3 separate regions of the Homo sapiens genome follow, and all the other regions are linked to region 1. A link is a loop called in an ENCODE intact Hi-C map of the cell type or tissue named here. Cell type or tissue: dorsolateral prefrontal cortex. All regions are shown on one strand.

Region 1 (8,000 bases):
CAGCCAGAGCCAACAAGGGAGGAGCAGGGAGAGGCAGAGAGAGGCCGCCCGGGACGGGGAAGCCAGCAAAGGCTGAGGAGGCCACCGCCAGGATCCAGCAGGCCCAGCCCCACCCCCAGTGGTAACTCCCGGGCAACAGCTCTTACCCCGAAGGCCCTGGGGATGACTCCAGGCTGCCAGCAGGACTGAGGGAAGTCACAGAAGCCTGCCTGGGGCTGACAGCTCTGACCTCCTGTTCTTCAGGTGGGCCACCTGGGGAGGAAGTGGCCACAATAGCCACCAGAGTCCCCTCCAATTCCCCCAGTGCACATTTAGATCTCCACGGGGCATCTTTGGCCCACAGAGGGGCTCTAGGATGGAGAGGGTAGGAAGGCTTTTGGGGCCCAAACACAAGGACAATGCCAGGACCCAGCATAGAGTGCCAGGTTGGGCGGGAGTGATTCGGATCCCTGGGATGGTAGTGAACTCCCAGAGCTGTGCAGAGGATGACAGGAGCCGGGCTTCCAAACCATCAAGCAAAGCACTGACAGCCTCTGGCCCCAAATCCAGGAAGCACATATTTAACCAAGCTAGGGTCAAAAGGTCCCACAGGTCAGGAGCTTTTGTTCAACTGCCTCCAGCTGAGAACAGCCGCCAGCCCAGTAAACGTGCCACACGCAGCAGGAGCCCGCCTGCCAGGTCAATAAAGAAGGCCTGGGTGTCCTCCATGCCTCACCAAAGACCAGGGTCAGCGGATACCCTCGCAGTGGAAAAGGGCTGTCCTAAGACTTAGAAAACTACCTCCATCTCTGCCACAAAATCCTCCTCTGTGAAATGGATAAGCAACTTGCCCACCGGTCCTGCATTCTCACAAAGTGGCTGAGAGATTCCAGAAGGATAATGGAGGTGGAAGTAAGGTTTAAGCCTGAAAGCTGATATTACCATAGACATTACCATACTCCAGAGACCCAGGTAGATACTGACTGGTCCAGCCACCACACCCCTCCACACAGCATCCAGGCTGAGATCAAGACTTCTAACCACACAGGTTCACAGGCGAGTGGCAGGAAAGAAGGCATATGGATGGGGGCTGCTTGGGATCCCAGCAGTTACAACCCCAGGGAAGTCCAAGCTGGAAGGACTCAGGAGCAACCAGAGAAGGCTTCCTAGAGGAGGAAAAACCTGCCCTGGAAACAAGGAGGATGAGGAACCTGCAGGAGTCCTGACCCCAGATCCTTCCTTGGGCCTCTCACTCCAGGAGACACGGGGTTCTCTCCCTCTCAGAGGCACCATCTTGGACCACAGCTTTCCATCCCATCTTCCACAGGACTGGCTGGGTTGGCACTTAGGGGTGTGGGGAGGTTCCCTCAGGCAGCCAGTACAGGTCCAGAGTGTGGGAGGAGACTCACAATGGGAGAGGGTACAAAGCACAGCCACAACCTCAATGTAGAGTGAGGCACGCGGGGGCATGGCTCCAAGCAGGTATGGGGCACCAGGCCGGCAGACCTGGAGACGCCCCCGGCCTCTTGGGAGCTCCTGAGGGTCCAGGTCGGGTGGGGCGCGCCTTGCGGCAAGTTCCCTTCTTCCAGCCACCGTCCTGAGGAGCAGAAGGCGCGGGGACACACACATACACGCCCGGGCACGTCGCCGCACTCCCCCAACTGAACCTTGGTGTCTTCCTCCTGCCTGCAAAGACATCCCAGGCCCTGGGCCTGGGAGCTGTCCCCGCGCGGTCCTGCCTGACCCTAGCGGGGTCATAGTAGTCTGGCGCCCGGAGCGGCTCCAGCGCGGCGCCGCGGGCCTAGGTGGGTGTCCCAGAGAGCGGGCGGCTGCGCGACTGAGGAGCTGGAGGCGCACCCCTCCGCCCGCCAGACGGCCCGGCCCGCGCCCCCGCCCCACTCCCCTCGCGTTCTCTTCTCTGGAAAGGAAGGCCGGAGTTGCACCCTCAAAGCGCCTCCGTCCCCACCCCTCCCGGCCCGCCGCGCCCCAGGGGCTCCACAAACTTGCTGCAAGTCGTCGGGGCTGCAGCTGCAGGTAAGGGTGAGGCGGGGCCGCGGCCTGGGCTGCCGAGCACGCCCCCTCCCAGCCCCAAGCGTGCACGCCCCCCACGGACGCGCACCCAGCACCCCACCCCCGCCGCTGCCCCCGAGGCTCCCGCCCAATCAGAGGCCGCGCGCGCCGCGCCGCCGGCGGGCAGACACACCGGCTCCCCGGCCTGCGCCCCTGCGGCCCTGGCCCCGCTGCAGCGTCCCGGCCCGGCCACACTCACCGTCCCGGGCGCGCCGTCCGCGCGCGGCTCCGCTCCGGGCCGGCATCCCCCGGCTCGGCTGCCTCCGGTCCCCGCTCCGGCCTCGGTTCCCGCTCCGCAGGGCTCGGCTCCGCGATGGTGGCCGCGGCGGCGAGCGCGGCAGGGAGGGCGTGTGTATGCGCGTGAGAGCGCGCAGCGTGTGCATGTGCGTGTGCGCGGGAGGGTCCCGGCTCCCCTGCGCGTCCCGCTCCTGCCTCCTGCTCGCCACGATGCGATGCCGGCAGAATCTCTACCGCGCGCCCCCACTGCCCGGCGCCCACACTCGCGCACACACGCGCACACCCAGGCGCGCACACCCGGCTCCGCACTCCCGACTCGCCCTCCTGGAGCGCTCACAAAGACCCCCTGCCGGGACGGCCGGAGCCTGCGGAGCGCGGCCCTGGGCCCCTCCGGGACCCGCCGGCCTTAGGTGCCCCGCTGCTCCCCGTAGGGACCCCGCGGGCGGCCCGGCTCCCGCACCCTGCCTGGCCGGGCCGCGGCCGCGCTCCCAGCCCGAACCTGGGCCCAGGTGCCGACTCGGGCTTCTCGCACTCCCGCGGGAAGCGCCGGCCCCCTCCGCGGCGCCGCCGCCCTTCTCCCCCCCTTCCAGTCCGGCCTCTCCGGCGCCTCCCTGCCTTGTCCCACCTGCCCAGCCCGGTCCTCGTTCTCCCCGCTGCTCTCCGTCTGTCTCGCCGCCGCCCTCTCCCGCGCCCCTTCCTCCCCACCGCCCTGCGCTGCCTCTCACATTCTCCGCATTACAGCGGGTGCCGCCCGCCGCTCGCGGGGCCCAGGGTTCGAGCGCGCAGTGGGCGGCGAGGGGACCCGCCACGCCCGGCCCCGCCGCCCCCTCCGCTCTCCGCGGCTCCGCGGCTGCTAGCTCCGGCCTGGCGCTAGGGTGGCGACGTCCCGCGCTAGCCTCGGCTGCCGCTGACAGCTCTCATCTCGCCCGGGCTTAAAGGGATAGCGCACCCGGCTCGACCGGCCCCACCCGGGGGCCCCGGGGAAGGGACCTCGCTGCGCGGGAACAGTCCGGGGCGGTGGCACAGCCGGGGCCGTGCGGGCGACGCCCTCTCCGCCGCCGTGGAGCCCGGCCCTCGGGGCTGGAGGTGAGTCAAGGAGAAGGACGGTCAGACCACGCCATCCAGGGGGCGCTCAGCGGCCAAGCCTCTGGGCCGACAATGGGTGTGCGGCGGTGTAGGCTGAGCGCCCTGGACTGCGTGGCGGGGGATGGGGGTCAGTGAAGCTGCCGTCTGAGTCTGAACTCCAGGTGAAGACACCTGTCATGCTGGGAGGACAGGGCTCACGGGCTGGCGTCCCGCTCCTGCTGTGTGACCTTGGGCAAATGCCGACCCCTCTCTGCACCTCAGTTTACCCCCTTTGGGAAGGGCATGGCTTCCATCATTTCTGAGCCCATGCCCAGCTCTGATATGGTGTTAGGTCCCCATAGAAGGGGGAGTCCCAAGGTAGTCCCTCAGCCCCCAGAGTCCCACCTCCTTGCCTGTGAGAGCTGAGGCCACCGCTGAGACTGCAATCCTTGCCACCCCGGACACTCACCAGGACTGGTCTGCCTCCTCCTTCCAACTGCCTCATCAGGGAAACCAGGGAACGAGGTAAAGTTGAGTCAGTACAGGGACCTACCGTTTGCAGAGCTCCCTCACATCCAAGATCTCCCTGGACCCTCATGACACCCCTGGGAAGTAAAGTGCACCCCTACGCTCCCGGTCAGCCTGATCCTGGACAAGTCTAGCACGTGAGCATTTCGTCTTCAGGGCCCCCTCCCCACCCTTACTCCCACCCAGGCTGTCCCTTGCTCTCCAGAGGGATGCATTTTGCCCATTGTTCAGGAAGTTTCTGTCATATGCCCCATCCTGTGCTAGGTCCTGGAGACACAGATGATTTAGACACATTCCTACCTTCAGAAAATAAGAATAAGGGAGGTATGATAGAGCTGTGGTGGGTGGAGGAGGTCCTGGAGGAGGTGACATTGAAGCCAGATAGTGAAGGATGAGTAAGAATTGGCCAGGCAGAAAGGAACACGAAGGGTATCCCATGCCAAAAGAAGAGCATGTGCAAAGACCTGGAAGTGGGAAATGGAGTGATGGGTGTTTTGGAGGGAAGAGAAGCTATAAATCCTTGATTTGAGGAGTTTCGACTTTGTTCTGGGGCAGCAGCAGAGCTGCCACTTGGCAAATCTAGGCAGCAGCCCCCACCCCCACCTTTCAGCCGTCACAGAGGTATGGCTAAGGGCTTCCCAAACCCAGCAGCTTTTGCCAGAGGCCACCCCCTCTTCTGTTTCTCCCCTCTAAGCCCAGACCCACTTCTGCACCCATATCTACAGCCAGACGCAGCACAGCCTCCCCCTGCTGTCCGGAGCTGGAAGTAGGAGAAGCCCAGGCTGCGCTGTGGCTGTGATGTGAGTCCAGGAAGGGCCAGGCTCCTGTACCCACCCATCATGAAGGTGCCCTGTGAAGACCCTAGACTTTGGTATCAGGCAGATCCAGTATCAGTTCCAGCCTCAGTGTCCTCCTTGGTACAATGGGAATAAAAATACATTGCCAGTAACATGACTGGCAAAGAATCCACGAGGGACGATGCTCAGGAATGGCTCAGCACACAGCGGGCATGCGGCAAATGGCCTTTTCTTCCCCGTGTCCGAGCTTGGCTTTGTGGCCCATCCCAAAGTCCCTGTTGTCTCCCCTCTCCCTCTTTCCCTGACCATTTTCCTTCTACCTCCCTACCAGACTTCCTGGGGGTCTCAAGGGAGATGAGCTCATGGCTGTTGCCTGCTCTGGCTCAGCACGCCTCCTGAGGAGTCTTCCCAGGGCTTCCAGGTGAGCCCTAGGGAAGCCACACAGAGACAAACAGCCTTTCCCCAGAGTCTCTGACATCCTTGCAGAGCAGCAATTTCAGCCTGCATCCCCATCCATTTCCCACCATCCAGTTCTCCCGCTTACTTCTGCTGTCTTGGAAGCCACACAGCCTTTGTGTCCGTGCTTGGGAATTTATGCCCAGCTATGCGGTGCAAACTCAAATAGGTGGCACACTTTCTCTGAGCCTTAACTCCCTCCCTAAGTATGGGAGCAAGCTGATATGCACCACAGGGATGACGAACCTGAGTCTATGTCATTTATTTTCCCCAGCAAGTCCAAGCCTAGGCCCTCTATCCAGGAGTTCTGCACAAAGGCAGTCATGTGCAGAGGCCTCTCTGGGGTCCCCTTGTGTCCTGCCCTTGTGCTGGTGGCCAGAGGCTGTTGCCACGTCTTCCTTCCAGCAGGCTTTACAGAGAGGCATGGCATGAATAATGACCAGGCCCACTCTACGGCCAGAGCAGTAGTAGCTGGGGGCCTGGGGCAGGGACCAGGAACAAGACCAGTTGGACAGCTAGCTCCAGGAGGTAGCTCCTCTACCAGGGGCTGGTGGCTGGCTGCTTTCCACCACAGAGGCTGGGTCAGTGCCCCAATAAATGCCTGCCCAGGGCCGCTCTGCTGTTTCCAGCCATCTTCATGGGCCAGTCATGGAGAACTTTGGCAGTGTTCCAGATCTAATCATCACACCAGGTCCAGCCGAGAGACTGAGAGTGGCCCACATGGAATTCGAGGAGGCAGTGGGCATTTCCCACCCACTTCCTCTGAAACCCCTGGTTTCCTAAGCCAGGCTGAAAAGCAGGTCACCAAGTGTTCAGAGAAATGCCCCACCCAGCTGGGCTGTCTCCTTGCTATCTCTAAACACATCCAATCTCCCCACCTCCACGTCTTTCCCCACCTGTCCCCATCACTTTTGGTTTCCACACGTCTCAAGTCCTTCCATCCCTAAGCAGCTGGCGTCAACCACCCCCTCCCCACCCCGATCTCCCTCTTTACTCTTGGCAGAGTGTGGCCAGGAGATTTTCATTCATTGGCTCACCCTCACACTAATCTTGGTGTTATCATTCCCATTTCAGAGAAGAAAAAAGCAAGGCTCAGGGAGAAGTTCCAGGATTTGAACTGAGAGCCAACATTCTTTATTCTTTCCATGAATATGCATTGTGGGCCTACTTCATGCCACACATTGCGCCAGGCATGGGGAATACGTGGTGGAGACCTCAGAGTCCAGATGAGACAGGGAGAAACCAAACCACCATGCAAACAAATGTAAAATGACAACTGGGACAAATGCTGTGACAAGGTCTGTGGGGACCTGGTCTAGTCTGGACTAGGGAGTCAGGAGAGGCTTCTTGCAGGATGTGACATTCAACGTAGCACCAGAAGGTGGAGTAGACAATGACCCAGAGAAGTGGGGACTCCAGAGAGAGGGAACAACGCTTTCAAAGTCCCCATGGTGAGAGGAAAGAGAAAAAGGCCATGTGGCCAGAGCATGAGGAGAGAGGATTAGAGATGGGGGTGCAGGTGGCATGGGTCAGGACAATAGGTTCTAGTGGGACCAGCAAGGAGTTGGGGTTTTAGCCTAGAGGCTCTGGGCTGGCCCTGGAGGTTCAAAGCAGAGGACAGTGCTGCCACTGTTCCTCCAACTGTCACCTCCCAGCCCACCACTCTGCACCCAGGGACCACTTCCACCCTCTTCTCTGATGCCCAGGCCCTGGCACAAGGTGAGACATCCTGGGGAGTCAGACTGGGCAGCTGAGTGGGCGGCCTCGTGAGGGAGCAGGAGGCCTTGGCCCCGCCTCTTGTCAGATGCTAGCTGGATGCCTCCAGGCAGCACTTGCCCCTCTGTGTCCCCCAGAACTATGAAGAATGGACTGATTGTCTTCTGCCGTCTCTGGTTGATCCTGTAACAAGGGAATGGAGAAGATACAGCATGACTCCAACCAGGCCAGATTCCAGGGCCTTGGCCCTGCAGTGAGCAGAGGGGCTGCCTGAGGCCTGCTGCTGGCCTATGCCTTCCCATCCCTCCTCCACCCTTGAGCCTGCCTCACCTGGCTCTTCCCAAGGAGTGCACTCCAGGAAGCTTTCTTCCTCTCTCCACCCCAGACCTCACCTGCACCCTCACCCATGTCTCCACTATCAGCCTGGCAACTGCATCAGATGACTGGGAGTCCCTGTTGGCCTGTCAGTGCTCAGCTGGACTGTTGAGCCTCTGGTTTTCCAGCTGTAGAAGGGTGTCATTCTGTACTCTTCCTGTCTCCCTGGACAGGAGAGGACGGTGTAAACTGGAATTCTTGTCATAACCATCAGCTACTCTGCCAGAGTGCTCCTTGCTGTCAAGCATCCTCCTGAGACCCTGAAGTCAGCACCACCGTGGGCCACAGACATACCAGCTGACCCCATAAAACCTTCCCTGGAAAGTTGTAGCCAGCTGCATCCCCCGAGTAGGACTGTGTCGCCGTCGTGGGCACCAGTGAGCAGAGACAAGATTATAGTGCCCATTAACAGCTGGAAAACTGAGGCTCCAGACAGAAGGGGCTGGCCCAGGCCACCACAGCAAGCCCTCCTACCTCACCCCATCCTAGACTGCCTGGGTGGGTCCAGGGAAGCAGGACTATGTGGGGTGCCATCTCCCATCCCCCAGTGTTCCCTCGCAGGTTCAGAAAGCAGCTGCTCCCTCCCAGGTGACACTGCACCTTGCCATCTGTGTGAGGGGCCTCTTCTCTTGTGTGAGTTGCAGTTTCTGCTTGGGAGGCTGCCTTACCTTGTTAAGGGCCCTGCCTAAAGAGGCAGGGGTGGCCCTGTAGGAGCTGTCCCCAGGTCAGCACAGGGCCTTGAGCTCATGGAGCAGGGGCCAGGCCCACTTGTTGAGA
Region 2 (8,000 bases), 160 kb before region 1:
ATAACCCCATTTATAACTGGGAAATGGCAGTCCAGAGGGTGTCACACCAAGGAAGCTCTGAGAGAGCAATGTCGCAGTGCTGGCCTCTCTTCATGGCAGCTCCACCTACAGGGTCGGGAGGGAACTTCCTGGAAGGAGGGCTGGTTGCCCCAGACACAGCAGGTGAAGTTCCAGGAAGAGGAGCTGGAGAAGAGCTAGAGATTCCACGGGGCCAGTTCTGCTTTGGAGCTGCCCATGTGGCCTGGGTTGGGCCCAGGTTGGTTCTGCCCCAGCTCCCAACTGCCTACTTAACATTCACAGACTTCTTCCTCCCATCCCACCTTCTCCTCTGCCAGGATAGCCCCTCCCTACAATGCCACCTCCCCAAACATAGACACGCTGGGTCCTACCGCCACACCTCTGCTCAAGGTGGGCACTCCTCCGAGATCAGTACCACATCCGTTTGCTCCTCCCTGTGTCCCCAGTGGATGCCGGCAACCGTGACCTGGGTGACCATACCAATAGCAGCTGCCATTTAATGACAGCCACTCTGGCCGCTCCACTGGCTGCACACCACTGGAAACCTTCAAGGTAGGTACCACCATACCCATCTTACAGACTGGAGACACTGAGGCCTAATGAGGTTCATTTGCCAGGGGTATGAAGAGATGGAACCAGATTCACACCCAGGTCTGTCTACCCCAAGCCTGTGTTCTCAGGACACCCAGCCCCAGCTCCTGACGAGACGGTGGGGCTGATGGGTGGACACCGGCCTCTCCTGCCAGCTCCCCACCTTCTCGCCCTCCTCCCAGCCTTCTCCTCCCCATTGCTTGCCTCTGTGTAGTTTCCTGTTCTCCAAGCAGCCTTCCACTTCTGCCCCGGTCACGTGGAGTTCCACTGCCAAGCTACTAAAGCCCAGGAAGTCTGCTGTGGACTCAGGTTAGGGTGGACTCCTGCCCCTGCTGGGACTCTGGGAGCAGGGTCTGCGTCCTCTACCCTCTGCTGCTTCCAGTGTGGCTGCCCACAGGGCTGGGCACTCAGGGGACAGGGGTGACAGTAAGGAACCCAGAAAGGGCCCAAAGAGTTGACTTGAATCTCAGGCAGGATGCAGGGCTGTGTGTTTTAAGGAAGAGGTTTACCCAAGGCCTGGACAACGAATCAGAGAGAACTCCAGACCCCACTTTGGCCCTGGACTGAGCTTTGGGGAAAGGAGGTCCCTGATCAACCCTTGCAGCCCCAGACAGCTCCACTGCTCCCTCCTGGCTGCCTCTGACTCTCTCTCTCTCCCTCCTTGTCTTTTTCCACCCCCTTCCTCTGCCCTTTTTCCCTTCCTAAAAAACACAGAGAAATGGGATTCAGAAGCCTACACCGCCTGCGAAGTATGGTTCAGCCTCCCCAAAAGAGGAAATGCCAGTGTGCGGGTTCTCATGGCAACTCCAGCTCCTCCCCCCGCAGCCGCCCTGCGCCCATATGGTGAGACTCGTGTGGCACCGGCTCAGAGGGGCCTTGGGGTCTGGGGCTTGGGCTGCAACGGGGGCCATGTTGGTTCCCTCGGCTGCCCTGTCCAGAGCTCACCCTCTTGGGCACACGAGACCACCTCCTGCAGGGACTCCCAGTCCTGTCCTCGGCCCTCCCCAGGATGCAGATATGTGGGGTGATATTCAGAAGCTGCCCCCAGTGTGTTAGGCACCCTCTGCCTCCCCCGTCCCTCTGGCTTTGTCCATGATACATGCCCTGGACTTTGGGAGTTCCATGTTAGGTGTGGAGGGATGGGGAAAACAGGAGTGCAGCCAGGAGCTGGTTTCTTTGTCCCTGGCAGTGGCACCCTGGCTGCCAGCCCCACCCCATCCCAAGCTACTGCACAGGTGCCCAGCAGTCCTGGTCTCTGAGCTGTGCAGTGAGGGAGCAAGGCTTGAGCCCTCGCTTTGGCTGAGCTGCCACAGGACACTGCCCCTTCATGCCCCTAAACTCTCCCCGTGCCCACCCAGGGCAGCTCCTACCAGCTGTGTGGACTCTTGGTTTTCGAGGACAGTTGGCATTTCCATGACATATAAAATGGAAGCTAATGCCAGGCAAGCTTGGGGACTGGAGGGATGGCAGCTGAGGAGCAAATCTTCTAAGGCTTGATACTCATCCTGCCTCTTTTTCTAGGGCTCAGACAGGGATGCCTGGGTCCCTGGTACTGCCTGGCTCCTCCTCCCTCCCCTGACCTCAGGTAGCTGCCCCAGACCTCAGCTAGTCATGGGGCATCTTGAAAGAACCACCCTGGGCAGGCTAGGTGGATGAGGGGCCGGGGGTGGGGGAACGCAAGCCCCAAGCCTGAGGGCAGTGAAGGTTGGGACCCACTCAGTGTTCATGAATGTGGCCCCTTCACCAGCTCAGGCCATTCTCTCTGGGTGTCCTGAATCCCCAAACTCCCCATCTTGATCCCTCCTGCACACTCCATTTCCAACTCTTCTCCCCAGACATTCCCATGACTATCAGAATCAAGGAACCCCAAAGGGGATAGGCTTGACCCCTAGGAGCACACAGATGGGGCCCAGAGAGGGTTAGAGCTCTACAAGGTCACACAGCGAGCCTGGGGTAAAGCCGGGCCCAGAAGTAGGTCCCCTGCCTCCCTGCCCAGGGTCCTCTGAAGGGCCCAAGCTGCTTCCTCTGAGGATCTCTCCCCCTCAACTGAAGGAAGGAGGGATGGATTTAGGGGGGCAGGGAGTAGAGATTCGGGAACAGATGGACTTGGAGGCTCCGCCGCGGGGGCTTGAGGGAGGGGGAGGAGGCCCGGAGAAACTGGAACTGTTACAAAGTTGCGAGTTAAAACATTCTTCACACTCCCGCCTCCTTTACTGTTCTGATGCACCAAGACGTGACAAAAATGTGTCAGATTTTTAAAAAACCGCACACACACACAAATGCCAGTCCCCGTCTCTGCCGCCCGCCCAAGCTTGGGCCATCTGTTTCCCGGGGGTGGGAGGGGAGTGGGGCTTGGCAGTCGGCACCATCACTCTGGATGCCCCCAACCTGGGGTCTGGACCAACGGCCTGGCCCAGAAATGGCCCTCAGGTGACGGCGGGATGTCTAGGAAGGTGAGGACTGTGACACTTCCCCGTCAGCAGGGCCGCCCTGCCCTGCCCACCCTGGAGTCCGGCGCATGCCCAGCCCTTCACACCGAGCTGGGCAGTAGCTCTTCTCTTCACTTCCTGCATGTGGGGGCACTGGGGCTTGGAGAGCCCTCTCTGGGACTCCCAAAGCCCACCCTTGTAGTACAGATGGGAAACTGAGGCCCAGAGAGGAGAGGAGAGGCCAGGTCCACAGTGAAACAGTCTGTGTACACACTTCACCCATTCGCTCAACAAACACTGACCAGGCATGCTCTGGTGCTGGTGCTGAGCACCGTTCTCACCGCACGTGGTTCTGGGCAAGGGGGACTCAGTGCTGAACTGGCAGATGCAGGCTTGTTCTCCAGCAGCTCAAGGCCAGGGGAAGGCAGCCGATCCGCAAGTAATAACAGACTGACAAACTGGGACTTCCAACAAAAGAAAGAGGAAGAAAAGAAAGCAGGCAGGCCTGGCAGTAGGGACTGGAAAGAAATGAGGGTGACCAATCATCCCCATTTGTCTGGGAATGTCTGCTTTCAGCACTAAGAGTTTTGCATCCTAGGAGACACCTCGGTTCTGGGCAAACCAGGATGACTGTCACCTGAAGGCTACTTTAGGTTGAGTACACTTGAGCTGAGTCCTGAACATGATGAAACCAGCAATGTGAAGATCTGGGGGGCAACAGAGGAGCTAAGACTGAGCGAGGACGGAGTGGGAGAGGAGCAGGGGAAAGGGAGGCAGGCAGATCACAAAGGGCCCGTGGGCCCTGGAATAGAGTGGAGTGGAGATTTTATCTAGTCACAGGATTCAATTTTATTGTGGTCATTGAGTCAAACTAGGGAGCAGCTTGGTGCAAAGGTCACAGATTGTAGAGAATTTTAAAAATTCATTAAGGTTGGAGCCCTGGGGGCAAGGGCAGTGGCTTGGGTGCCTGGAGAAGCTGGCTGGGACTAGATCTGAAGCTTCCTCAGGGAGCTGGGACTTCAGCCGTAGGGCAATGGGAGCCACTGAAGCGTATAAGCAGGGCTTGATGGGGTTAGATTTGCAAGGAAAAAACCCTAATGCTCTGGGCTGGTCATGGCTCTGTACAGGACCCTTTCCTGCCGTCCCCAGAACACCATGCACCACTGTCCCCACTCCCAAACCTTAGGGAGTCCTGTCATCTTCCAAGACCCAGCCCAAATGCCACCTCTTCTAAGAAGTCTTCCCTGACTTGCTGAGAGAGACAGGTGCAATCATGCCCTACCTAGGACTCCCCCATCCAAGGACCCTCAAGCAGAGGTCTCAAGGGAGCCCTCATCACAATGGACACTCTTTCGGTTCCCACTTTGTCACAGTGGATCCTTAAGGCCATCTGACCAGAACCATGTTCCAGTTGTGGACATGGAGGCTCAGAGAGGGCATGTAGTTTGCCTGAGACCACACAGCAGTTGAAGTGTGAGGTCAGTTCAGAACCATGTCACCTCTGTCTGAGTTCAGAGTCCCTGGGCTCCTGCCTACAGGGGTAGTGGATGGGGAGAAGCAAAGAGTGGCCAGTCACCTTCCCACACAGGAACAGAGGAGTGGTCATTACCATGGGGGGCTGGATGGGATGGACCATGGGGCGTGCCACCTGGCCAGCTGGCAGATTTATAATGGAAGTCTCCCAGATCAATTACTGTATTACCAGGCAGCCTGACCTTGAAAGCTGGTGGGGCGGGAGAGGCTGGGGTGGGGTGGGGTGGGGCCAGCCTAGAGCAGCTGCCTAGCCTCCTCCAGCAGAGGGCACCCTGGGAACCAGAAGACCTCCTGGTGGAGAGGAAAGGGGCGGGGCCTGGAATCGTACCATTATTGCACATTCTTCTGTTTAAAATAGTGAAAGTCCTTGTTAGAATGCAATAAACCCTTCCCTACACTATGCTCCAGGAAGAGATCATCAGACCATTCTGAAGAGGAGGAGTTGGCACAGTTACTTCTCCTCTCTGAGCCTCGATCTCCCTGCCGGCAAAATGGGGATCCTTGTCCCAGCTCCACTCACTCTATAGGGTTCGTTTGAGGCTCATGGTAAATAGGCTTAGAAATGGGCCCTCGGGCATGTCCAGCCTGGAGTAGAGTCAAGGGTGTCCAGGGGGCCAGGCGGAGGTTCAGCCATGGTAAGACGTGGAGGGGTGCCGAGGCCTCAGAGGACATTACTTCTGATTCCTCCCACAGTCTGTGTGATGATACTCGGCGCCAAGGGACTTTCTCAGGGGTGCTCTGAGATCCGGAGGGGAGGGTGCCTGGCCTGAAGCCCCACCCTTGCAGGCATCTCATGGGAGAATGGTGAGCCCTGGGGGGAGAGCAGAGTCTCCCTTGCTCTCCCGAGGCGACCTCAGCAGATGCCTGACATGGTTTGCAGCAACAGCTGGGCTCTATTCTCTGTACCAAGTGGGAGCAGGGATGGAGCCCTGGAGGAGGGAGAAGTTTGCCTCTTGCTCCCTCAGTTTCCCTTTGTCAACATTTCTCCTTAAACTCCCACCAATTAGAAATTCATTCGGGCTAGTGGATGAATTAAGGGACTTCATACATGCACAGTGTTTAGAACAGTGCCTTCCTGGCCTGGGTGGACAGGCAGAGAGTGGAGGGTGAGTAGCCTTCAAGGGCTGAGAGTCTGTCTGTAGTTTTCCCAGTGTCTGGTTTGGGAGTAGAGGAATGCACAGAGGCAGGGATGAGATCCCTGCCTGGAGCACAGGCCTCTTCCCAAGACAGGCGGGAGGGATGGATGGAGGGCTGCGGCTGTGCCTGAGCCTGGCTGCCTGCTCATCACAGTGCTGGGCACTGCAGGGAGAGTTTGGGGAGACAGGACAGGGTCAGGGGGTGATTATGGGCAAACAGAGTGGAAAATGAAGGCCTTCAGCTGGCAAATGAGTTTAACAGAAATGAGATGGGCAGAGGCTGTGATGAGAATTGCAATGCTGGGCAAAGGCGAGCCGATTTTCAAACTGGCCTGGGTGGGCAGGCTGGGATGGGTTAGCTTCATCCCTTGCCCTCAGGAGCCAGCCAGGTTGCAGGGACAGTGCCTGAGCCCCCAGACCCACCCCACACCAAGAAGGCAGAGGGACAGAGAGACCTTTGGATTGACAAGATCTCGCATGAGTGGTGGGATGAAATTAAAGCAGGAGGGACTGTGGTCAGACTTGCAGAAGAAGTTCTTGGACAGCATGGGAACAAACAGGGAAGGCTGGGAAGTCCTGGGGACAAGCTGCCCCCAATGCCCACCCTCCCAGAGGAGCTACTCCCAGCTCTGCCTCAGGCAGCAAGCAGAGCCTCCTCGCTGAGGGTATTCAGCTGTGGAAGACCTCCCAGAGGCAGGCCTCTCTTTGGGTCTCAGTTTGGATATCTATGAAATGGGAATGACAGTGCCTTGCCAGTTCATTTGAAGCCCCCAATGAGACTCAGCGCCAGACACTATCTGTTTCCTGGGTTGGGCCACCATCCCTGAGAGGGCAGAAGGCAAGACCTTCTCTGGCCCGAGGGCTCAAACACTGCTGGGTAAACAGCCTGAAGTGTGCCTCACAGCACCCTAGACCCTTGTCCTCTTTCCCCTACTGATCGCCCCACCCTCTGCTTCTTTTTCCCTCCTGCCCTTCCCAGCGGGGCCTGAGCAAACAGAGACAGCATGGCCCACATCTCACACAGGGACAGGCCAGCCCTCTACCTTTGCTGGGCCTCAGTTTCCCTGTGTGGACAAGGGCTGTGCTGACCCAGAGAGTCTTGGAGACCCTTCCAGGGCCCATGGTCTGGAGGAGAGGATGCTGTCTCTGATTCTTTCCCAATCCTCATGGGCCACTCCTGCCCAGGATGCTGCCTGCACCCACCCTGCCCGACTCCCCTCAACGGGAGCTTCCATGACCTCTGGATGGGGCAAGAGGAGATGGTAGGTAGGTTGAGGCAAGAGCCACTTCCAGTACAATAACTTATAACTGGCTGACAGATTGAATTAGACCTTTTCCAGCTCCATACCCCATTGATCCAGGAGGACCCACATATGTGAGTGTGTGTGACCCTGGCCTACACAGTTCTGGGGCCCCAGTGCACAGCCCCAGTCAGGTAGGGTTAGCAGAGGGAAGGCGTGGTACTGGTAGCTCCTACCCCCACCCCACCCTGCTCAGCTGCCCCAGCTCCTGCCCAAGGGGCCTCTGAGCACTAAGTTACAGCTTGGCCTGGCTGTGGGGAATGAGAGAAGGGCGGTCAGAGGGAGGAAGGATGGGGTTGGCTGGAGCCCTTGGGGATGAGGGGGCAGGAAACCCTTTTCTATGAGGTTCTCAAAGAGGGAACAGGCTGCCCAGCCCCAACTGAGAACATGACCCCACCCTCACCTTCTCTCAAAGCCAATACCCTCCACCCTCTCTTGAAGCCTTTCCAGCCCCCTCTAACTCCTCTTTAGCAGCCCCCAGCTCAAGGCCAAGGACTAGCTTCCTTGGCCCTGGGTTTCCCTGAATGCCCAGCCTGGGGGTCTCTACTCCATGAAGGGCTGGTGGGTGAAGGCAGGCCTGCCTGCCTCTCTGTGACCTAAAAATCAATCCTTTTAGCCCCTTCTGAAGCCAGAAGGTCTCTGGTTCTATATTTTAAAATACTTTGAAGTCGATGGACTGACTCCTGAGCCATCCTGTGCACATGTGCCCTCAGCTTGGTCACACGCAGGCACACACACTGCACATGTGTATACCAACAGATGCACACGATGACAGCAATATTTCAGTAGCTGACCACCGCACAGAACCCACACTCCCTGGGCTGGGAAAAAGACAGGCACTGCAGGAGGCTCTGGGACAAGCAAGGCCCCTGCAGGAAGGAAGCCGGTGCTTCACCACACTCGAAAGGCAGGACTCCGCCTCTGGGGGAAGGTGGGGATGCCGGGGGTCACCCCCAACCTGACAGGCTTTTTGAGGATCAGCCTCACCTCCA
Region 3 (8,000 bases), 630 kb before region 1:
AGTGAGCAGATTGTGCCACAGTACTTCAGCCTGGGTGACAGAGTGAGACCTTGTCTCAAAAAAAAAAAAAAAAAAAAGGCTGAAAAGGAGACCAGGGGCCAGATCATGCAAGGCCTTTTAGGCTTTTAAAGATTATAGAGTTTATCCTAAGAGCAGTGGGAAGCCACTGAAGGGTCTTGAATAGGGGAAACAACATAATCCAATTTGCATTTTAAAAAGACAGCTCTGACCAAAACCCATGAAATTCTTACGTATATAAGTCCAACAAAATATGTGTAAAATCTAGAATCTATATGAGCAAAACTATAAAACACTGATAGATGAAGGGGGGAAGAAGGGGGAAAGGTAAGCAAATTATAGCCCAGAGGCCAAATGTAGCTTATTCCTGTTTTTGTATCCCAAGGTTAAGGATGCTTTTTATGTTTTTAAATGGTTGGAAACAAATCAAAACGAGAATAATGTTCTGCAACAAGTGAAAATTATATGAAATTCTAAATTCAGTACCCACAAATAAAGCTCCATTGGAACGCCAGTCACACTCATTTGTTTACATACTCATTTGCCTATGGTGGCTTCTGTGCTACAATGGAGAGATGAGTAGCTATGAAATGTGTGACACACAGACTGTATGCTTCACTTTTACTGCTTTGTGGCACTCTACAAATTGCAGGATTTCCACTGGTGCATCTATCAGCTGTGTGAAATTACATTTTTCAAAGATAATACATAAAATTATAAAATAAAATTATGAAATACGTAAAATTTCATTACAGATATGAATTAATAGATGAACATTTGTAATCAATTTTGATGAGAGGAAGTACTAACTTTGAACCCCCATCAAGCACAATGTTATCCTCCCCAAAATGGAATTTCATTCTTCTCACTAGCAAACCTCTGTTATAAAATATTGTACCTAAATATATTTTGCCTTTTATCAAAAACATTTGCCAAAAAAAAAATGACAAGAGAATGAAGACAAACCCCAGAGTAGGAGAAATTATGTGAAACATTCATATCTGACAAAGGACTTTGTATTTGGAATATATAAAGAACTTTCAAAACTCAACAAAAAGAAAAACCCAATAAAAAACAGGTAAAAGATTTGAGCAGACACTTAACCAAATATATATGATTTTTGATCTTTTTTTTTGAGACAGGATCTCACTCTGTCACCCAGTCTGGTGTGTAGTGGTATGATCACAGCTCACTGCAGCCTCAACCTCCCTGGCTCAATCAAGCCTCTCACCTCAGCCTCTGGAGTAGCTGGGACTATGGGCACATGCCACTATGCCTGGCTAATTTTTCTATTTTTTTTATAGAGATGGGGTTTCTCCATGTTGTCCAGGGTGGTCTCAAACTCTTGGGCTCAAGGGACCCAGCTGCCTCGGCCTCCCCAAAATGTTGAGATTACAGGCATGAGACACTGTGCCCAGCCAAAGATACATGGATTGCATTTAAACAATATAAAAATTGTAAATATAATTTACAATATTTATAATATTGTAGTAAATAAAATTTATAATATTGTAAATATAATTAGCCACATGGAAGTGCAAATTAAAACTACAATGTGCTACCACTACACATTTATTAGAATGGTTAAAATAAAATTAAAACAAAAACAACTGATGCTAGCGAGGATGTGAAGCAATTGAAACTCATATATTGCTGGTGGGAATGTAAATGGTTCAGGTATTCTGAAAAACAGTTTTGCAGTTTCTTATAGAGTTAATCATAAACTTACCTTGGAGCCCAGCAATCCCACTCCTAGGTATTTACCCAAGATAAATAAAAACTTTTGTTTACACTAAAACCAATACACAAAGGTTTACAGCCAAAAGCTGGAAACAATCTAAATGTTAGGTGGCAGTGGTTACATAACTGCATACATTTGTCAAAACTCACAGAACCGGCAGGTAGGCTGGGCGCGGTAGCTCATGCCTGTAATCCCAGCACTGTGGGAGGCTGAGGCGGGTGGATCACTTGAGGCCAGGAGTTTGAGACTAGCCTGGCCAACATGGTGAAATCCTGTCTCTACCAAAAATACAAAAATTAGCCAGGCATGGTGGTGTATGCCCGTAATCTTAGCTACTCAGGAGGCTGAGGCATGAGAATTGCTTGAACCTGGGTGGCGGAGGTTGCAGTGAGCCGAGGTTGCATTGTGCCACTGCACCACAGTCTAAGACAAACAAACAACTCATAGAACTACGCACTTAAAAAAAGTGAATTTTACTACATGTAAATTTACCTTCAATAAACCTGACTTTAAAAAGACAGCTCTGCTGCTATGTAGAAAATGGACTCGGGAAGAACAGGACAGGAGGCTTAAAAGACTGACATAGGCAAACTAAGATCTGATGAGGATCTGGATTAGGATGTGGTGTCAGGGAAGGCAGAGAAAGATGCAGGAATGACTGGATTTTGAAGAGTAAAAAGTATTGAGGTTTTAGGTTTATGTATTCAAATGATTATGGAGCCATTTACTGAGATGACAACATTGGAGGAGGTGCAACTTTTGAAGGGAAGACTATGAGTCCATATTTTGTCACCCTGCATACAAGACAGTATATGAATTTAGGAGTCTGAAACATGGATGAGAATTCTGTGGTTCTCCTCTGCTTAGGAATTACTAGTATAGAGATATTTAGGCCGAAAAGAAAATAGTGAGCTGAGGAGGTGGCCTTGGTGGGTGAACCAGGGAGAAGGGGCTACTTCCTCTCCCCTAACTGAAAACTAACAGCCAAGGTGTGATGACACAGAAGCCAGATGAGGAAATGTCATGAAGGAGAAAGACAATAACTATTTCAAATGCTGCTGAGAGGTAACGGAAAATGAGGACTTACATACATGCCCATTGGACTTGGCAACATGAGCTCATCTGTGACCTTAGCATGAACTATTTGGTTCAGTGGTGGGGATGGAAACCAGACTGCAGTGAGTTGAAGAGTGAGATAATAGAGCAATGGTAGATAACTTTTGGAGAAGAGTAGGCAGGAAGGAGAAGCAAGAAGGAGCTAGGAGGATGGGGGTCCAGAAAGGATTTCCTTATTTTAAGATGGGAAAACCTAGATAATGTTGAATGGTAATATTGGGGAAAGATACAGGCCAGGGTGAGAGGCTGAAAAAACAGGAAAGAGGAAAGAATCACAATACTTAGAATGTTAAAACTGTGCAGGTTTCTAATTCAACTGTGTTTTATGGACAAAGGAATCGAAGCCTAGAAGAGACAGTGACTTTCCTAAGGACACACAGTAAATAAGAAAGACCCAGAACTGGGACTCAAGGCTACAACTACCTACAATATGTTTTGTTTTTACCTTTTTTGGTAGATGTTTTTTTCTTTTGTTGTATATGCTCACTGTGGAAACTCAGAAAAGCATAAAGAAAATAGAAACCATATGTAAACTTATTATTCAGAAGTAACTTTTATTAACAGTTTGGGGGCAGTTCCTGTCAGTCACCAAGAATTTAAATTAAAAAATTCCCTGTGTACTTAGCACTATGCAGCACTGAATACAAAAAAGAATAAGGCATCTTGGCATAATATCTTGTTAACCAAGTTAAACAGACTCTGATAAGAGTGGGATTAAGTTTTCTCTTTGTAAGTAGTACAATATATTTGCTTTTTCAAAGACTAGTAGATAATAGTAAAAATAATTCCCCACTTTGAGTAAAAGTAAGTTAATTCAGTCAAAAGATGGCTAAGCTGATTAACAGCTATCACTTATCAACAGAATAGCCAAATGAGACTCACCAGGAACACCATTTGCTTATGTCAGTGTTGTGTGCACTAGGAACCCATGTTGCATATGACATTCGTTTACAAGTTTGTGTCCATCTGTATTCATCTGGTTTAAAACCGAGACACTTATACATATGTAACAAACCTGCACATTGTGCACATGTACCCTAAAACTTAAAGTATAATAATAAAAAACAAAAAACAAAAAAACCGAGACATGAACCAGGCAAACACCTTTAGCAAGCACCAGATGGAGCTGCTGTCTAAGCCACAAAACCTTAACCACGAGGGCTTCATTTTAAACACTAATTATATTTGGAGACAAAGAGGTGCACTTAAAGACACTGTCAAAACTATTTTAACCTACAACAGTCTCATAGAGGGGGAATCTGTACCAGATGCAGGTCTGTCCAAAGAGCAATCCTTGGGTTTTACAGCCTTTGTGAAATGACTTCAGTGGCAATCAATAACTAGCAGCTTTCCCTGCTCAACACCAACGCTCCCCAAATGGGAAACTCCAGTCTCCAAAGTTATGCTTGAGAAATAAGAAATGTGTCTCCTGAGGCACTTACACAAGGAAATAAAACAGTCTATCCTGGTGTCTTCTATTTATTTGCCAGAACAGGTCTGATACAGAGCACCCAAATGGAATGTTTGATAAGAAAAGCTCATTTACCTCCACATTCCTTATAATCTCAAAGCAAATCTTCTAGATGAAATAGTCTATGGGAGAGTTTAATGGCTGAAGCTGCCCCTAGGAGGTAGCCAGGATTCCATGATCTAAAATCCTATTTCATATTTGACAGTTTTCAGGACCAAAGCCCTTCAGGCTATAGATTAAGCTATTCAAGAGTGGCCTATTTCACTTCAAGTCATGACAGCTTTTTAAGAACCTATTACTGTTTTTTATTCTCTCTACTGCCATACAATGACAATAATTAGTTTGCTTCTAGTCCAACAGTTTCAGGCAGATTTGATACCAAAAAAAAACCCCACAAAAATACAAAAAAACAACAAACAAATCCACAATGGATTTCAATCTTGAAATAAACTGGCCAGCAGAAAGAGCTGGAGCTCCTCAAGCTGGATTCAATTTCCATTAGTGAAGAAAAGGAAAGTGTGTAGGTGGGAGATTAAACACCATATATACAGCATTTCCTAAAGGCACCCAAGGAGAATCTGTTAATAATAAAGGAGGATGGAGAATGAACTGCTAAGCTCCTCCAATTCTGTGACTCCCGAAGCCCACCATCTCTCTCCATAAAATCTGTCACATTGCCATGGAGGCAGAGTCAAGAATCCTCACTGCTGTACGTGGGCTTTTAAGGACACTCTCAGTGAGGATCTATTGCCTATATGTCATCCCACATATTAGTCCATCTCCAGGATGCTAGGGAACAATTTACAAGTCAAGGTTCTCACTAGGCTTTTGTTAAAGAACATGTGGGTCACTTAAAAAAAAGGAAAGGAAAATGTGACAACCATACCCACGTCACTGTTCCCAACCTTTCCTTCTTCCACAGTGAAAAATGCTGACCTGACACCTCAACCAGCTGCCAAACTCTTCAGTATATGACTAAAAGGGTGGGGAGAGGAAGTGAAAGCAAAGCTGCAGGAAGAAGTTTTGCAGAAGATAAAACACAGCTTAAATTTGGTACACAAATGGAAATTCCATGAGTAAAAGGGACTTTCTTGAGATCTGACTGAAAAAAAAAATTATCATTCCTTGCTATCACAAGAACATGAGGTTCTCCTATCTAAAGAAGAAACCAAAGTAAAATCTGCTTAATTTTGGAAACTTAATGAAATCTCCAGAAGCCCATCCAGTTCCAATTGTTCTAACCACAACAGTTTTTCTAACAGTTCACTGCTCCTGTCACATGGTAGTCATCTCAGGATAAGAATCATGTAACAACAAATGCACCCCTGCAAAGCAGCACCGCTCAGTTCCAACTAATTTTTAAATTCAAACTCTTTGACGAATCAGTTAACTACTACTAATAATAATTATTATAAACTTGGTAATAACTAGTTATAAGATTAGAAGTTCCAAAATGTTCCCTGAAACCACTTTAGACCCCTATTTAAGAAGGTATACATCAGAGAAGAAGTTAAAGTATTATCTAATAACAGCCAAGACTCCATAGTCTTTTATAGTTTTATTTTATTCACAAGCTTTTTCTTCTGCTTGGAATGTATTTCCTCTAATGCTGTTCCATTTGTTGAAACCCTATTTATCCTTCAAGATGCAGTTTAAATTTTACCTCTGTGATGAAGTTTTGCCTAACTCGATTATACCACATTGTTTTGTAATTATGTAAGTCCCCAGAAGGCAGGTCTAAGTGTTTTTCCTCTCTATATCTCTTGAATTGTTTGGAATACATTGGATACTAAATAAATGTTTTCACTCAAGAATAATTCTAGTTAGCATTTACTACTAAGTACCAGGCCCTTTACCCATAAAAACTCATAATTCGGCCAGGTGCGGTGGCTCAAGCCTGTAATCCCAACACTACATTTTGGGAGGCCAAGGCGGGCAGATCACCTGAAGTCAGGAGTTTGAGACCAGCCTGGCCAACATGGTGAAACTCTGTCCATACTAAAAATACAAAAATTAGCCAGGCGTGGTGGTGCGCGCCTGTAGTCCCAGCTACTCAGAAAGCTGAGGCAGGAGAATCACTTGAACCTGGGAGGGGGAGGTTGCAGTGAGCCGAGATCGCGCCACTGCACTCCAGCCTAGGCAACAGAGCGAGACTCTATCTCAAAAAAACAAAACAAAACAAACACCTCATAATTCTCACAAAACTCTATGATAGACATACTATTATTTGCCCTACTTTACTGATGAAGAAACTGAAACTTGCCCAAGGTCACATAGCTAGTAAATGGCAGAGCCAGGATGAATGCATGCATGCACGTATGCATGCATAAATGGTATAGCTTCATGGCATCTGGAGGCTGCTTTAAACATAAACATGGCAGTGTCTGAAAGACAGTCCACACAGCAGCAGCAGCAGCAGCAGCACTGTCCACCATAGTGGAATTCCACCATGAATGAAGAAGTGTAAGAAATAGGCACACCCACACCTTCCCCTCCTCAGCTCTAAGATGATCAGTCCAGGTGCTCACTGCAGAATAAGCCAGAAGGAAACAAACAGGCATAAACTTAGCTAGTAGGCTGTCTCAAAGTTGTGTTTTTTGTGTTTCAGAGTGTTGAGGAAGTAATATTACGAGGCAAATTAAGCATGATCTTTCATCCAGCTCTCCAAGTCAGGAACCACTCTGATTTGGAGGGGCCACTGAAGTGGCTGGTTGAGAGTGAGTTGGTGAGATGTTGCTATCAGTCACCTTGCTCTGTTCCTCTTCTCCATTGCCCTCAACCTCAGAGCCAACTGCCAAGTGAAGAAAGCTGGACTGCAGGCTAAATTAGGGAGTCACAGCTGATTGAGATGTGAGAAGACAGGGAATAAGAAAGAGACTAAATAAGGGCAGAGCAAAATTCAAATAAGAGAAGGTGGGAAAAAGGAAATTGGGAAGGAAGGAGAAATAAGAAAATAGTTAATGATTCTAAGAAAAATCCTGCTTGAATGTTTATAGCCACATAATCAGAGTGAGCAATGTCATTTTCTACCACTCTTCACTCATTTTTGGAGGCTTTATTGTCTTGTGTTACTTTATGTTTGGCAGGAGGCATTATTTTTCCAATTAAAAGAAATTTTACCTTTCCCAGCTATAGAAAAGAGTGAACAATACATACTGTAAAACATTTATAATTTAGACTTTTAAAGGGAAAAAGTACTTCTAAATTAATGAAAGTCTGAATTACACAATACTTTGAAGAAGTATAGATTTATTGCTTTTGAGGAAATACCATAATAAACTAGTCTTTCCTAGTGCAGATATTTGGACCTGTTCTAATAAATAAGTTGGAATTATTTTCTTAATGGTTGTAAATACATAACTTAAAATGCAGTCAAAGAATACTTCTCACACTGGAATCTGGGATGTGTTTTCAAGGGTCTATGAGTTCTCCAAAAGAGCTGAATATTAAACTGAAAGTAAAGTTTACATCTAAAATAAACTAATGTAAACACAGGCAGGATCATTGCAATGGCCATATTAACTAAGCACAGCAATATAATTTCCAGGACTACAAATACCTTTCTGTTTCTAATATGAGCTGACACCAAGCACACTACTTTAACTGTAAGAAATAATGAGAAAAGAAAGGCTCACTTAATATGTAGATGATACA

What was found. Hi-C counts contacts between places; a loop is a spot of excess contacts. Peaks named below come from ENCODE experiments on the same cell type or tissue, not always from the same donor. Only the 100,000 strongest peaks of a DNase experiment are listed, where the experiment ranks them.
Region 2: a loop joins it to region 1, with 4 times the contacts of the local background. A loop is called at or near these places in 30 of 110 quality-filtered maps.
Region 3: a loop joins it to region 1, with 2.8 times the contacts of the local background. A loop is called at or near these places in 2 of 110 quality-filtered maps.

The regions. Positions count from the first base shown.
Region 1 is chr15:77,817,023-77,825,022 of GRCh38, forward strand. It overlaps a transcript of LINGO1 not described here. Among named protein-coding and RNA genes, the nearest start is that of LINGO1-AS2, 160 kb to the left of the region's middle. RefSeq lists enhancers at 906-1,540, 1,541-2,175. In dorsolateral prefrontal cortex, CTCF peaks have their summits at 3,382, 4,622 (motif pointing left) and 4,821; DNase peaks (open chromatin) are centred at 2,467, 3,211, 3,408 and 4,649; H3K4me3 peaks cover 4,241 bases; H3K27ac peaks cover 3,198 bases; H3K27me3 peaks cover 2,062 bases.
Region 2 is chr15:77,655,067-77,663,066 of GRCh38, forward strand. It overlaps LINGO1-AS2 (LINGO1 antisense RNA 2), which reads left to right and starts at 4,985. Exons shown (of 3, transcript NR_120362.1): 1 at 4,985-5,099. It also overlaps a transcript of LINGO1 not described here. RefSeq lists an enhancer at 4,859-5,780. In dorsolateral prefrontal cortex, a CTCF peak has its summit at 4,854 (motif pointing right); DNase peaks (open chromatin) are centred at 1,414, 2,775 and 4,855; H3K27ac peaks cover 7,750 bases.
Region 3 is chr15:77,182,693-77,190,692 of GRCh38, forward strand. All of the region lies in intron 6 of PEAK1 (pseudopodium enriched atypical kinase 1), which reads right to left. Among named protein-coding and RNA genes, the nearest start is that of LINC00597, 39 kb to the right of the region's middle. RefSeq lists an enhancer at 5,053-5,272. In dorsolateral prefrontal cortex, CTCF peaks have their summits at 3,993 (motif pointing right) and 4,195; no DNase peak of the experiment used is centred here; H3K27ac peaks cover 4,108 bases.